3 separate regions of the Homo sapiens genome follow, and regions 2 and 3 are each linked to region 1. The links are chromatin contacts, found by Hi-C or POLR2A ChIA-PET in ENCODE. All regions are on one chromosome and are shown on one strand. Each heading gives the region's core, a stretch centred on a gene start or an enhancer-like site at or near the end of the contact. The rest is flanking DNA. Distances are from core to core; before and after follow the strand shown. Region 1 holds the start of GADD45A (growth arrest and DNA damage inducible alpha). Region 2 has its middle 55 kb from the start of DNAJC6-AS1. Region 3 has its middle 6.3 kb from the start of MIR101-1.

Region 1 (4,497 bases), core at 1,478-3,977:
GGGCCCCCAGAACATGTAGTTGAACTCACTCAGCCCCTTGGCATCAGTTTCTGTAATCCTTGCATCAGTGTAGGGAGTAACTGCTTGAGTAACTACAAAGGTATTTCAAAAACTTCAGTGCAATTTGGTTCAGTTATTTTCATTCAGATGCCATCACCGTTCAGGGAGATTAATCACTGGAACCCATTGATCCATGTAGCGACTTTCCCGGCAAAAACAAATAAGTTGACTTAAGGCAGGATCCTTCCATTGAGATGAATGTGGATTCTGGAAACAAATTTATAAAAATAAACTTATTTTAAAAACCAGTATATTCTAGTAATTATACTTTTGAGGAGAAAACACTTGAACATTCTATATTTTGGCTATGTGACATGGAGACAAATTAGAAGCACAAAAAAATTAAAGTTTCTTCAAGGTAGTTGGGTTCCCTGCAAAAGCGTTAAGGGTAATTACCTATTAAACTACACATTGCAAAGTCTGAACCCATGCAACCCAAGCTGAACCACATACATATGTTTGCATATCTGTTCAGTTTTGCATGAGAGTATCATTCACCGGTTTGCTCTACCAAACTTGTTACCCTGACCTGAGTGAAACAGTTTTGAGAAAGATTTCCATGCTGTGTGCACAATGAGATGAGAGCTGCACAGCAGTTAACTGGAATTGCCATCAACCATACTCCAAGAGACAGAATAGTACTTTTAAGGAGTAGCAAAATAATCGGGCTGTCACTTGACTAGACCAGTCAAAAAAGAGCAAAATTTAGAAGACAAAAGTAGCACATTTACCCCTGAAAACATAACTTCCCTACCTACCAAAGGTTTTTATCAGGAAAAAAAAAAAGAGCCATTAAAAAAATGCAAGATTGCAGAGAAAAAAAATTCCACTCTATCCTCTTAATGTATTTCTAGGGAATTAACAAGGTTTGTCTCCTACACAATTTCTATTTTTAGCTCTGACTGGCAGAGAATGAAGCTGACTCCTTAATGAGGGGTGAGCCAGGAATTCATTTGGCTTTATCTAATCTGCCCTGCTAAAGGAATTAGTCACGGGAGGCAGTGCAGATGTAGGTAGGGAGTAGCTGGGCTGACTGCTGACTCACAGGGATCTCTTCCGCTGCTGGCAGTCCCCAGCATGCTTAGACATGTTCTGTACCACAGAAAATCCTGGTGATGAAACTAGCACATCTCGGCTGAAAGTCCAGCCACACTCTAGTCGGACAAAGGCAGCCACCCTCCTGACCCCCACCTACCACAGATCCACAATCAGGCAACCCAGCCCTGACTCCCGTCCTTCCGGGGCTCTACCCTGCAGGCTGCAGTCCCCCAGTCCCTTACCGTCACCAGCACGCAGTGCAGGTCCGGGGGCTGCTCGGCGCCCTCGCTCGCCGCGGGGCCAGCGTCGGTCTCCAAGAGCAGGAGCTCCGCCAGCCGGCCCGGGTTGCTGACGCGCAGGATGTTGATGTCGTTCTCGCAGCAAAACGCCTGGATCAGGGTGAAGTGGATCTGCAGAGCCACATCTCTGTCGTCGTCCTCGTCCGCCGCCAGCAGGCACAACACCACGTTATCGGGGTCGCTGGGGGCAGCGGGCGGGGCCAGTGAGCGCAGAAGCGCGGGCGCCCTCAACCACTGCCCGGGTCCCTGGGGGTCGCCGCCCGGCCCGCTCGCCCCCTCCCTTCCGAGACAGGCAGAAAAGCGACAGGAAGTGGCGCGGCCGGGCGAGGGGCGCCCAGCCAAGGCGACCTCCCGGGCTGGGGCGGGAAGGGGTGCCATGGGGGACGCGCAAGGGCCCCACTTACACGTTGAGCAGCTTGGCCGCTTCGTACACCCCGACAGTGATCGTGCGCTGACTCAGGGCTTTGCTGAGCACTTCCTCCAGGGCATCCCCCACCTTATCCATCCTACACGCGGGCAAGGGCGAGGGGTCCCGTCAGCCCCGGTGCCCTCGGGGCCATCGCCGCCCCCCTCGTCCGGTACCACGCCCCTCCCTCTCGAATGCAAGCACCACCGCGCACCTGGGCTCTACGAAAACCCGGCGCTCCCGCGGCCCCGTCACCCCCCATGACCCCTGCACGCCCAAGGACCGGGCGTCCCGTGAGAAGTCCCGAGAGTGCCCCTGCCACAGGCTGCCAGCCACGGGAGCCGCACGGGCAGCGACGGCCACTGCTGCCCTTTGCAAAGGCCCCGGCGGGGCTCGTTCGGGTTGGGGGGCACGCTCTTTCAGTCCGTGGGAGCTCCACGGAGAGTCCCGAGGGAGCAAGGGCGGGAGTTGCCCTGTGCAAACTTTTTAGCTTCCTCCCCTGCAAGCCTTCCACAGCCCGGCTGCACCGGGGAGCGCGGGGTAGGTAAGAGAAGTTCGGGCCGGAAGAGTCCGCAGGCCGACTCACCTTTCGGTCTTCTGCTCTCCAGCCGAGAATTCCTCCAAAGTCATATTGCAAACTGCAGGTCGCCCAGGGAGAGAGCGCGGCGTGCGGGCTGCTCCTGCCACGGCTAGCGCGCGGGCGCCTGCTTTCTGCACTCACTCACAGGCGCCGCTCCGGCAGCTCAGGCCCTGGCGCTCTCCGGCCGCCCCTCGCCCGCCCGGGCTCCTCCTCCTGTGCCAGCCGCCGCAGCTCCGGCCACCCCTCCCGCCTTGCTTGCTCGCTCGCTCCCCGGACCTCGCCTCGCCACGGGCCGCACGACACTAATTGGGCCGCTGCCTCCCAGCCACTGCCTACCAGCCACTGGAGGACAAAGGGCCCCGCTCTCCGGGGTTATCCTGCCAACCCTCAGCCAACCACCTTCCGCCTCATTTGCATGCAGCTTGGCCATTGGGCTATGCAAATCAGCCTGCTCCAGCAATTTGACCCCAGCTCCTGGAGTCAGGTTGAGAGGAGCGGAAAAGGGAGGAGCCACGCGGGAGGCGAGCCGAGGGGGCGGGGGCGGGGGCGGTGCCGAGAGGGGAAGGCGGGTCCCGCGCGCACTCTTATCCGGTTGGCGGGGACCATTGGGAGTGGGGGGCTTTAGCAGAGGCTAGAGGTGGCCTCAGCTTGGGCTGAAGCAGGCTGCCAAGTGTTTTTCTATAATAGTTGCGGCACTTTTTTCTTATTATCTTTTCATGTCTTTTGTTTTAAGGGGTGGCTATTAAAATCTATTTCCAGGGTTAATGCACTGAAGTCTAGTAATTATTAGTAAGCAGGTTACATTAAAAAAGTGTCTCCAGACCTCCGGGGCAAAGTTTACCTCAGAAGTGTTGTTTATCTAAGTCTAGGCGAAGCTGCTTATTAGCAGTAGTATTATTTCGGTGCCCTGATGGCTGGTTTGATTTATTTTTGGAAAGCTGCAAGGGTTGGAAGCTGAAAAAAGAAAAACCAACCCGTTTGTATTCAGGGATGGCAGGGAACCAAGTTAGAATCTTTTCCACAGAAAGCAGAACGGTTTCCCACCTGCCCGGTGTAACTGGGAAATCGTGAGCTGGTCTGCGTGGGGAGCTGGTGACCACATGTGGGAATCCCTGGCAACCCAGATTCTCCTTTCTCAAAGAGCCTTGCCCAAACAAGGATCCTTCTGGACGCCCACCAGCTGAGAGACAACCATCTGACACCCACACAGCCCACAAGTCTAAATTCAAAATGCTCTCGATATGCCCTAAGCTTCCTTTCCTAACGTATGTATGTCGTTACCTTCCACAGAGAGCCTCCTATGATCTCACTGTGAATTATTGATGTTAGATGCTGAATCATGAAGCTGTAACTATAGGAAGTTTTTAGTCATATGCTAAAATTTCACCTTTGAGATAATGGCAACTTGTAGGTGGAAAGCAGACCTTTAAAACTGCAAATGGTAGTTACACATTTTTGAAAAACAAACTTTAATATATAGACTCTCACTGAGTAGTTCAAAAGTCCCTTCCTTTGTTTTATGGTTTATGCAATAAAAGCAAAAACATTTCTTAAACCTACTGAAGTCATCAAAAGTGGTGAAAATGGCTCCCACATGCTTGCATTCAAAACAGTGCTTGCATTATTAAGGTTGCTGTACAGCCAAAGGTCACAGAAGTAATTTCTGCAAAGGTACCTGGAAGTTTTGCACCCTTATGTTTTTATCACTCTAGACAAAATATTCTCCAGCTCTCTTGATCTTAATTTGGTGGAAAAGAAAAGTGATAGGTTTTCTGGTTCATTTATTTGAGTTGTCATTTTGCACTCATTTTTTCACTGTGTTGTCAGCCATGGACAACATTTGAGTAAAGAAATGGTCATGGTCAGTGCATAATTCACCTAAGCATGACTATGTATCTCATATCTATGCCTTAAATCTTAACATTTGATGTCTTTCTTAAAGAATTCCTCAACATTGAAATTTAGGTAGGTTACCGAAGCATTTTCAGTTTTGCAGACAAAACCTGAATTACACAATCTAGCCTGAGTCATCATTTGGCGATTGTTAATATGTTCCGTGGAACTCCAAGGTTCTATCCACTAGGCATTTCTTAGAGGTTCTTGGGAAGAAAATG
Region 2 (4,108 bases), core at 305-2,804, 2.4 Mb after region 1:
AGACAAAAAGGACAAGACAAGACACATTCATAAGCAGTATCTACACAGTACCAAGCCCTGCACTTAGCCTCGTGGGGGATGCAAAGATGAAATGGATGAGAATGTGGAATCTTTAATACCAGATGAACAGTGACAAACGCTCTACAGGTGACGAAATGCTAAAGGAGGGGTTACAGGTGGCAGGAACCACAGAGATTTCAGCGAGGAGACTGCATTTGTGCTAGTCTTGGCAGGAGGGTAGGAATCCGGCAGGCTGAGATGCGAGCATGGACACTGCAGACAGAGAAAAGCCGGGAGCCCCCAGATCAGGTCACTTCCCTGCTTAGCACACTTCAGTGTTTTCCCAGCTCACGTAGAATAAAATCCGAACTCCTCTTCATGTTCTGCCCAGACCTCGATCCAGGCCCTGCATCCCTCTCTTTCCCCTTGCTCAATTCAGGCACTCTGGGAACCTTTCCACTTGCTATTCTCTATTACTCGGCTTCACGCTAGAGTAACTCCTAGTCAGTCCTCGGGTCTCCGCTGACTTGCAATGCCTCGGAGAGGCCTTCCCAGTCCGCCTGCCATGGAAGCTCGGGGACCTGCCTTTTTTCCTCTGTCAGCAGACTGATTCCCTCTAAGCGCACATAGCAATGTGTACCGGGCTTTCTCTGTTTTGCGTGTGTAATGTCTGTCTTCCTCTCTAGAAGTAGTTCCAAGATCCGGGCTTTGCCCATCGTGTTCTCCGGCCAAGGCAGATGGAGGGGCTCGATAAAAATTGTGGAATGAATGAATGGAGTGAGTCAGTGATTGGCTGTGAGTTGAGGCCCTGGCGAGGACAGGACTGAGTGTGCTTGGAAATAGTTTATCGTGGCGAGAGCTTCGAAATCACCGCAGGCAGGTAGAGAGGAGGTGGGTACAGGGCGGGAGGACCTTGAAGGGAGCCTCGGGTTCTGATTCATTCCCCCAGTAGGCACTGCATTGCAGGCGCCAGGCCAGGTGCTGGGGGCCGGGGACAAGCTAACCTCAGTGAGGCTGTGTCGCCGCGCCACCGTGGCTTCCCTGTGTCCAGAGCCAAAGCAACGAGCAGGGGCTAGAGGAAAGGAGACTGTGCCGACATCAGCCCCTGCGCTTCCCCAGCGGTCCCGGTACCCGCGACCGAGGGTCGGGTTCGGGCGTCGCCTAGGCATCCAGGCTCCCAGGGCCGGGAACGCGACCCGAGAGACCGCCGGGGACGGCCCCGCCGCCGCTGCGCCCCTGCCTCAGGGTAACAGGTCCCGACCGGCCGCGCCCACACTCACCCTGCGCCGCCTGGCGAGCTGAGCGTGGCCTCCACAGCCGCCGGGTCGCCTTCCACGGCCGCCGCAAGGAAAACAGCTTCCGGCTCTTCTGGCCTCCCTTCTCAGTGGCGCCCATCGGTGCGCCGCGCCCTCCCCCGCCGCGGTCGCCCGAGCCGAGCGCCACCGCTCGCCGCCGCCGCCGCGCGTCTGCCAGGTGCCGGGCCGCTGCTGGGAGATGCGCGCCGGGGGCGGAGCTTGGGGCCGGGAGCCGTGGCTGGCGCCGACAGGGGAGGCTGCCCGGCTCCGCCCACACGGCGGCGCCTGGCGCCCGAGGCGTGCGGGTGCGCGCGGGCCCGCGCCGCTCACTCGGGGGGCACCGTTAGCACCCTTTATTAACACAGGAGTCCTAGGGGGCTCTCACCCGTTTTATCTCCCTGTTACAAACCATACACTCCACACTCCGAGAGGGTAAGGCATCTGCCCACAATCACACAGCGCTAAAGAAATTCCAGAGCCCTAGACTCTGACGATGTTTACTCACACCGTGCTACCGCCTCAAAATGAAACATCACGTTAGAACGTGGTTTTAGTTCTGACAGATATTCCTGTTTTCCTAATACAAGAGATTACTAGTCACCCACATGATTTTTTAAGAACTTGTTCTATGTCCAGTTACTTTTACACACATTTCATGAAACCTCATTGCAACCCCGTGGTGTGGGAGGCGTTTCCCATTTTCCAGATGAGGAAACTGAGATGGCAGAAGTGAGGCTCCCTCACCCCATCCCCATGCCATCACTGGTCTCTGTTGAGATTTTGCTTGGAATTGGGAGAGACTGAGAGGAAGATCAAAACCAATGCCCTTGAACACGACCTGGCTGCAATAATAATAGCTAATATTTATAGAATGCTTTTTATGTGGCAGATTTTACATACATCATCTTATTTAACCCCTCCAGTAATACTCGTGGGGCAGAAACAATCTCCAAACTCAACAGATAGGGAAACCGAGCGTCAGAGAGTACAGGTTAGATATCTAAAACCTCAGTAAAAAGGTTTTATGTTAGGTCAAATTATGAAATTGCCATTTTTGTAGGCCCAAATAATATCAGACAAGAGCTTCTATCGGTGACCAAAATTAAAATCACCAGTGGAGATCGGACACGGTGTCTCACGCCTGTAGTCCCAGCACTTCAGGCGGCTGAGGCAGTCGGATCACTTGAGCCCAGGAGTTCAAGAGCAGCCTGCACAACAAAGCAAAAACCCGTCTCTACCAAAAATGCATACACACACACACACACACACACACACACACACAGACACAAATTAGCCAGGCATGGTGGCACACACCTTCAGTCCCAGCTACTCAGGAGGCTGAGGTGGGAGAATCACCTGTGCCCAGCGAGTTAGAGGCCGCAGTGAGCCGAGAAGGTGCCACTGCACTCCAGCCTGGCTGACAGAGTCACGTTATCTAAAAAAAAAAAAAAAAAAAAAAAAAAAAAAATCACCAGTGGAGACAGGTGAAAATCGAATGCCTGCAGATGTGATATGCTGAGAAAGACACATCATCTATGGAGTATTCTGGCCAAACATGCACAGCATGAAGCTAATCATGGGGAAACATCAGATAAACCCAAAATGAGGAATCCACTATTAAAAGGAGCAGGGAAGTGCTGTATTCTTCAAAAGTATCAATGTCATAAAATAAGAAGAAAAGCTATGGAGATATTCTAGATTCAAGGTGACTGGGCTGGATGCAGTGGCTCACACCTGTAATCCCAGCACTTTGGAAGGCCGAGGCAGATGAATCACCTGAGGTCAGGAGTTCCAGACCCAACATGGCGAAACCCCGTCTCTACTAAAAATACAAAAATTAGCTGGGCATGGTGGCGTGCACCTGTAATCCCAGCTACTCGGGAGGCTGAGGCAGGAGAATCACTTGGACCTGGGAGGCGGAGGTTACAGTGAGCCAAGATTGCGCCATTGCACTCCAGCCTGGGAGACAGACCAAGACTCCATCTCAAAAAAAAAAAAAAAAAAAGGTGACAGAAGAGACATTGCAGCTAAATACAATACCACCTGACTCTAGACTGGACACTGTTTTGTAGTTTTTTGTTTTTGTTTTTTAAGGCTCTAAAGCACATTACTGAGTTAATTTTACAAAAATGTGTATATATATATATATATATGTAGCAGATTAGAGAAAAATGTTTATCAATAAAAAACTTGCTGACATTAATAACTACACTGCGATTATGTAAGAAAATATCCCTATTTTAAGAAAACACACACTGAAGCCCCACACGGTGGCTTCGCCTGTAATCCCAGCACTTTTGGAGGCTGAGGTGGGCAGGTGGCTTGAGCTCAGGAGTTCAAGACCAGCCTGGGCAATGTGGTGAAACCTTTTGTCTCTCTTATTAAAAATTGAAAAATATAAAAAAAAATTTAAAAAGAAAATACACACGAAGGCATTTAGGAATAAAGAGCCACGATGCATTTAACATGCCTTCAAATGATTGGGGGTTGGGGAGGAAAGGTGTGTGTATATAAAATAAAATGGGAGGAATCACTCCACCCAAACTTGAAGCCTACTGTAAAGGTACAATTTCAAAAACCGTGCAGTGTTGGCAGAAAAATAGACACATATCAACGGAACAGAATAAAGACCCAGAAATAGAATGGACCCACGTAAATCTGTCCAACTAATTTTTGACAAAGGATCAAAAGCAATTCAGTGGAAGAAATGTGCTTTTTCAACAAATGATGTTGGAGCAATTGGACATCCATAGGAAAAAAAAAAAAGAGAGAAAATCCAGGACCCAAACTTCATACCTTATACAAAAATCAAG
Region 3 (3,959 bases), core at 791-3,290, 2.6 Mb after region 1:
GAGGAGGAGGAGGGAGGGAGAAGAGAGGAAGACCGGAGTCCCCGCGGCGGCGGCGGTCCGGAGAGAGGGCGAGCCCCGCGCGGCGCCGGGGACCGGGCGCTACCACGAGGCCGGGACGCTGGAGTCTGGGGTAGGAGGGAGAACGGGCACGGGGCGGGAAGAGGGGTCCGTCAGTGGCATTTTTAGCTTGCACCCTGCCACGCAGATTCTCCCCGGCCGGAGGGGAGGAGGGTGGAGGGAGGGCGGGGAAGCCTCGGTTTCTCTGCACGTTCGGGAACGCCTTCTCCCCCTTCATTCTCCCATTCCCAGTGTTTTCCCGCTTCTCCCCGGGCTCACCTGTTTATTTCCATCAGCTAGAGCTCGTGGTTTTTTAATATAGGCATGAGAGTCTGTTTCTTTTATTAGAAACATTATTGGGGAGAGGGGTGCTTTGCTGTAATTTGTGCTGGTCCAGGTCGGTTTTCAGGAAGGGGGAGGGGACTTGGCGGAGACGCCGGCTCCTGGCCGCAGCTGACCCCAGGGCTTCTCCCTGCCTTCCTGTGCGAGGAATTCTTTCCCTCACTCTGCTACCCGCACGCCAGCTGCCACCTTCCTGGAGAAAGACCACACCTGTGCTTATCCCTGCTTTGAAGGAGAGGTGAGCTGAGAAACCAGGGAATCCCCTGCTCTCCAGGGTTCTTAGTTAGTCCTCTCCGCAATCCCAGCATTGGCCAAAAATTGCTGCTTTCACCTGCTGATTTAATTTGGCATGTCTGTCCCCAGCCCCCCTTTCCCCCGGCAAGTTGTGATCTGCAGATGTTTTGGGATTTTCTCTTCCCTCTGGACCTGTCCCCCACCAACCAGCAAATAGCTCCTGGGCCTAGGTTGAGGGAGAGAGAGAAGTGACCCCCTTTGGCCAGTGCGCTGTTTTTTATTCCCCTCTGGGTCTTCTAATGGAATCTGCTGTCCCTCCGTAGCCCCCTTTATTTTCCCCTTAAGCTTAACCCAGAGCCAGGCCTAAGCAGCCTGTCTCTGGCTTTCTTTCCCCAGGCCCCACCCTGGCCCCTTTTGCTTTTCCAGCGCCAAAAAAAACGCCTCCCAAGCAGAAGACACACCCAGCCCAAGTCTAACCATTCCAAAAGGGAGGAAAACACAGAGGAAGAGCAGGGACCCAAGGGTCTCCTGTCCTGAATATTCCAACAGCGTTTCCCTCTAAAAGCCTCCTAGCTTTATAATCCCTTTATTCTGCTTACCAGTCGACCCTCCCCTCCTCTTTGCCCCTTGTTCTGTGATAGATATTTGGGGAGAGGGGTGGAGAAAGAGGTTGTCACCCTCTGTTCCTTACAGTGAGGCATTTTTCTTTTTCTCAGTCTTTTCATTTATTAGATGTTTAGCATGTAAAATATGTAAATCTGTTTGCAGGCTTATTTGAACTTGTTTTCTTGCTGGCTAAGGAATAGCTGATATTCTATAAAGGGAAGGAGGGGGGAAAAGATCAAAAGTAACACTCTGAGTTTTCCCCATTTGAGCATCCCCAGAGTTGCCAGAGAAGACCCTCCTATAAAAACCAACAGTCTCCCTTCCATGACATCACCACCTAAGCCCTTCCAACTTTAGCTTCAGAACAGGAAGAAGGCTCAAAATAGAACTACCTTAGGAATCCAGCTCCTTGAAAAGATCAACTTTTAAATCAGCTGCAGGAGGAACACAATGAACTTTGACATGGGGAGTGAGAAGGGAGAGAAGACTGTATAGTGTTCATAATTGGTTCCTTTGAGGGAGGGTTGGGGGATACTTACCGTGTATTTCAGAAAAGCTTTCCTCTAGAGTTGGGTACCTAGACCACTGAATGATAAATAGGATGGTTCAAGATTCATTTATTGAATTATTCATAAGTTTTTGTACGTCAACAATAACAAGCACGTTTCAGAATATGAATTAAAGAGGGGCCTCTCTGCAGAATCTGCTCTAGATAGAGAAGGTTGTTTCAGGAAGCTAGGAGGGCACTTGAAGACAGAGAACCTGAGGATGCAGTGACAGCTGCTGTGAGTATGTAAGTTGAGAGGCTCATAAACAATAATTGTGATAAACAATAATTGTAACTTTTGTAGGTGACTGATACCCTGGACAAAGAAGTAAGGATGTCAGGATTTTCCACCTCTACCTTGGAAATTAACTTCTTGTCTTTGAATCTCACTCAGTGTCTCCATTCAGTCCCTGAATTGAGATATGCTTTCCTCTCTGAGCTAAAATACTCAGTCTTTTGGAAGGGCTACCTAATAAACGATAATCACTGAAGTGTTGACAACTTAAAGATTGGAAGTGGAGCAGAAAATACTTGGTATAATTTGAGCACTTGGTGGGTGCTGTAAGATGACTTTCTGGTTGATGGGGTAACATCTTTTACTCTGGTTCGGGTTTAAAAGAATCCAGGTGACAGAGACAGGATACCTGCCCTAATATGGTAGCCACTAGCCACGTGGCTATTAACCACCTGAAATATGGCTAGGGTGAGGAAGAGCTCAATTTTAAATTTTATTTAATTTTAGACTTTGATAACTTGATTTAGTTATTGGAAAGCTTATTTATATTTGGAAACATACTTGAGCTTACGCATCTACTTTTGAAACTAAGTGTTTTGAAATCCAAACGCAAATTAAGTATTTTGATGAAAATTTAGAATTGGGATATGTAAGTGCAAAGTAATCTTCAGATTTCAAAGAATGCAAAAAAAGTAGAATAGCCCATTAATTTTATGTTGATTCCATGTTCAGATGATAATATTTTAGATATATTGGGTTAAATGAATATGCTATTAATTCCACCTGTTTATTAGTGTGGCTACTAGAGAATTAAAAATTACATGTGTAGCTTGCATTATATACTTCATTGGACAGCTCAGGCCTGCATTACTCCTTTTCATCTATGAATTAATTTCTTTTCTTTTTTTCTTTCTTTTTTTTTTTTTTTTTTTGAGATAGAGTCTCTCTCTGTCTTCCAGGCTGGAGTGCAGTGACGCGATCTTGGCTCACTGCAACCTCCACCTCCCAGGTTCAAGCGATCCTCTTGTCTCAGCCTCCAGAGTAGCTGGGACTACAGGTGTGTGCCACCACGCCCGGCAGATTTTTTGTATTTTTAGTAGAGATGGGGTTTCCCCACGTTGGCCAGGCTGGTCTTGAACTCCTAAGCTCGGGTGATCCATCCGCCTTGGCCTCCCAAACTGCTGGGATTACAGGCATGAGCCACTGTGCCTAGCCCCATGGATTAATTTCAAAAGTGGTGACTGTATGAAATATTGTTATTTCATGTTTGTGTTTCTATTTTCCACTGCTGTGTTCCATGTGATGATTGGGGACCCCAAGTATTACATTATTACTGTTATATTAGGGAGATTAGTGTAAAAGTCCAGGGTTCTAGAACGGCTAGCAGGGGTGTCATGGGAAAATTGGGATACCCACATACCCGGCTATTGCTGCTTTTGTAAAAGGATCCTGAACATAGCAAAAGGTACCGGAAAACAATGTGTGGCAAAGTAACAATTGTGACACCTGGTGGCATTTTAGTGATTCTACTCATCTGTCACTCACTTCCATTTATTTTTTCTTTGCTTCATCTACTTTCTGTCCCCCTCCCCACCAAATCACGGCTCCACTCGTGGCATTTGGGCCCACAAGGCTGCTGACTCCTTTCCTCCAAAAAAAGTACAATGCTAACGTGAATAGAGGTAGTGCTGTCTTTGGGTTTTGTTTTGTCTAATGAGATTCAGAAATTGCACTGGAAGGAACTTAGGAGCTATTCGGTGCTATCCCTTTATTTTATAGATGACAAACTGCCAAACACCTCACCTAAGACCATATAGACAGAGACTGGAATTAAACATACTCTTGTTGATAACTGTTTAGAGGCTCCCTGAGAAATGGAGAGGTTCATCAATTAATCAATCAATCAAGTATCTGTTGAGCTAGCATTTTGTGGAAATG

Evidence for each region. Hi-C counts contacts between places; a loop is a spot of excess contacts on that map. ChIA-PET counts read pairs that join two places held with the same protein, here RNA polymerase II (POLR2A). Pooled maps may share reads with other maps.
Region 2: a loop to region 1 is called in a map of naive thymus-derived CD4-positive, alpha-beta T cell, with 12 times the contacts of the local background. The contact joins the enhancer-like site here to the promoter of GADD45A in region 1. A Hi-C loop is called at or near these places in 2 of 168 maps with a recorded cell type or tissue (both naive thymus-derived CD4-positive, alpha-beta T cell) and 5 of 50 pooled maps. POLR2A ChIA-PET finds 5 or more read pairs at or near these places in 1 of 52 experiments (CD8-positive, alpha-beta T cell).
Region 3: a loop to region 1 is called in a map of CD8-positive, alpha-beta T cell, with 6 times the contacts of the local background. The contact joins the enhancer-like site here to the promoter of GADD45A in region 1. A Hi-C loop is called at or near these places in 6 of 168 maps with a recorded cell type or tissue (CD4-positive, alpha-beta T cell, CD8-positive, alpha-beta T cell, OCI-LY7 and 1 more) and 11 of 50 pooled maps.

What each region holds. Positions count from the first base shown.
Region 1 is chr1:67,683,431-67,687,927 of GRCh38, reverse strand. GADD45A (growth arrest and DNA damage inducible alpha) reads right to left here and starts at 2,727. Exons shown (of 4, transcript NM_001924.4): 1 at 2,390-2,727; 2 at 1,802-1,903; 3 at 1,341-1,578; 4 at 1-267. The coding sequence starts at 2,433. The coding sequence ends at 154. RefSeq lists enhancers at 797-1,298, 1,034-1,473, 1,504-1,553, 557-1,756 and silencers at 1,654-1,793, 1,864-1,993, 2,464-2,623, 2,814-2,873, 2,884-3,063.
Region 2 is chr1:65,251,822-65,255,929 of GRCh38, reverse strand. No RefSeq gene overlaps it. Among named protein-coding and RNA genes, the nearest start is that of DNAJC6-AS1, 55 kb to the left of the region's middle. RefSeq lists silencers at 1,181-1,250, 1,341-1,840. Within about 2 kb of position 1,554, at least 14 of the 41 ENCODE cell types and tissues checked have a DNase peak (open chromatin) inside an H3K27ac peak, as active enhancers do.
Region 3 is chr1:65,062,799-65,066,757 of GRCh38, reverse strand. It overlaps a transcript of JAK1 not described here. Among named protein-coding and RNA genes, the nearest start is that of MIR101-1, 6.3 kb to the right of the region's middle. Within about 2 kb of position 2,040, at least 3 of the 41 ENCODE cell types and tissues checked have a DNase peak (open chromatin) inside an H3K27ac peak, as active enhancers do; they include CD8-positive, alpha-beta T cell, where a contact is called at or near this core.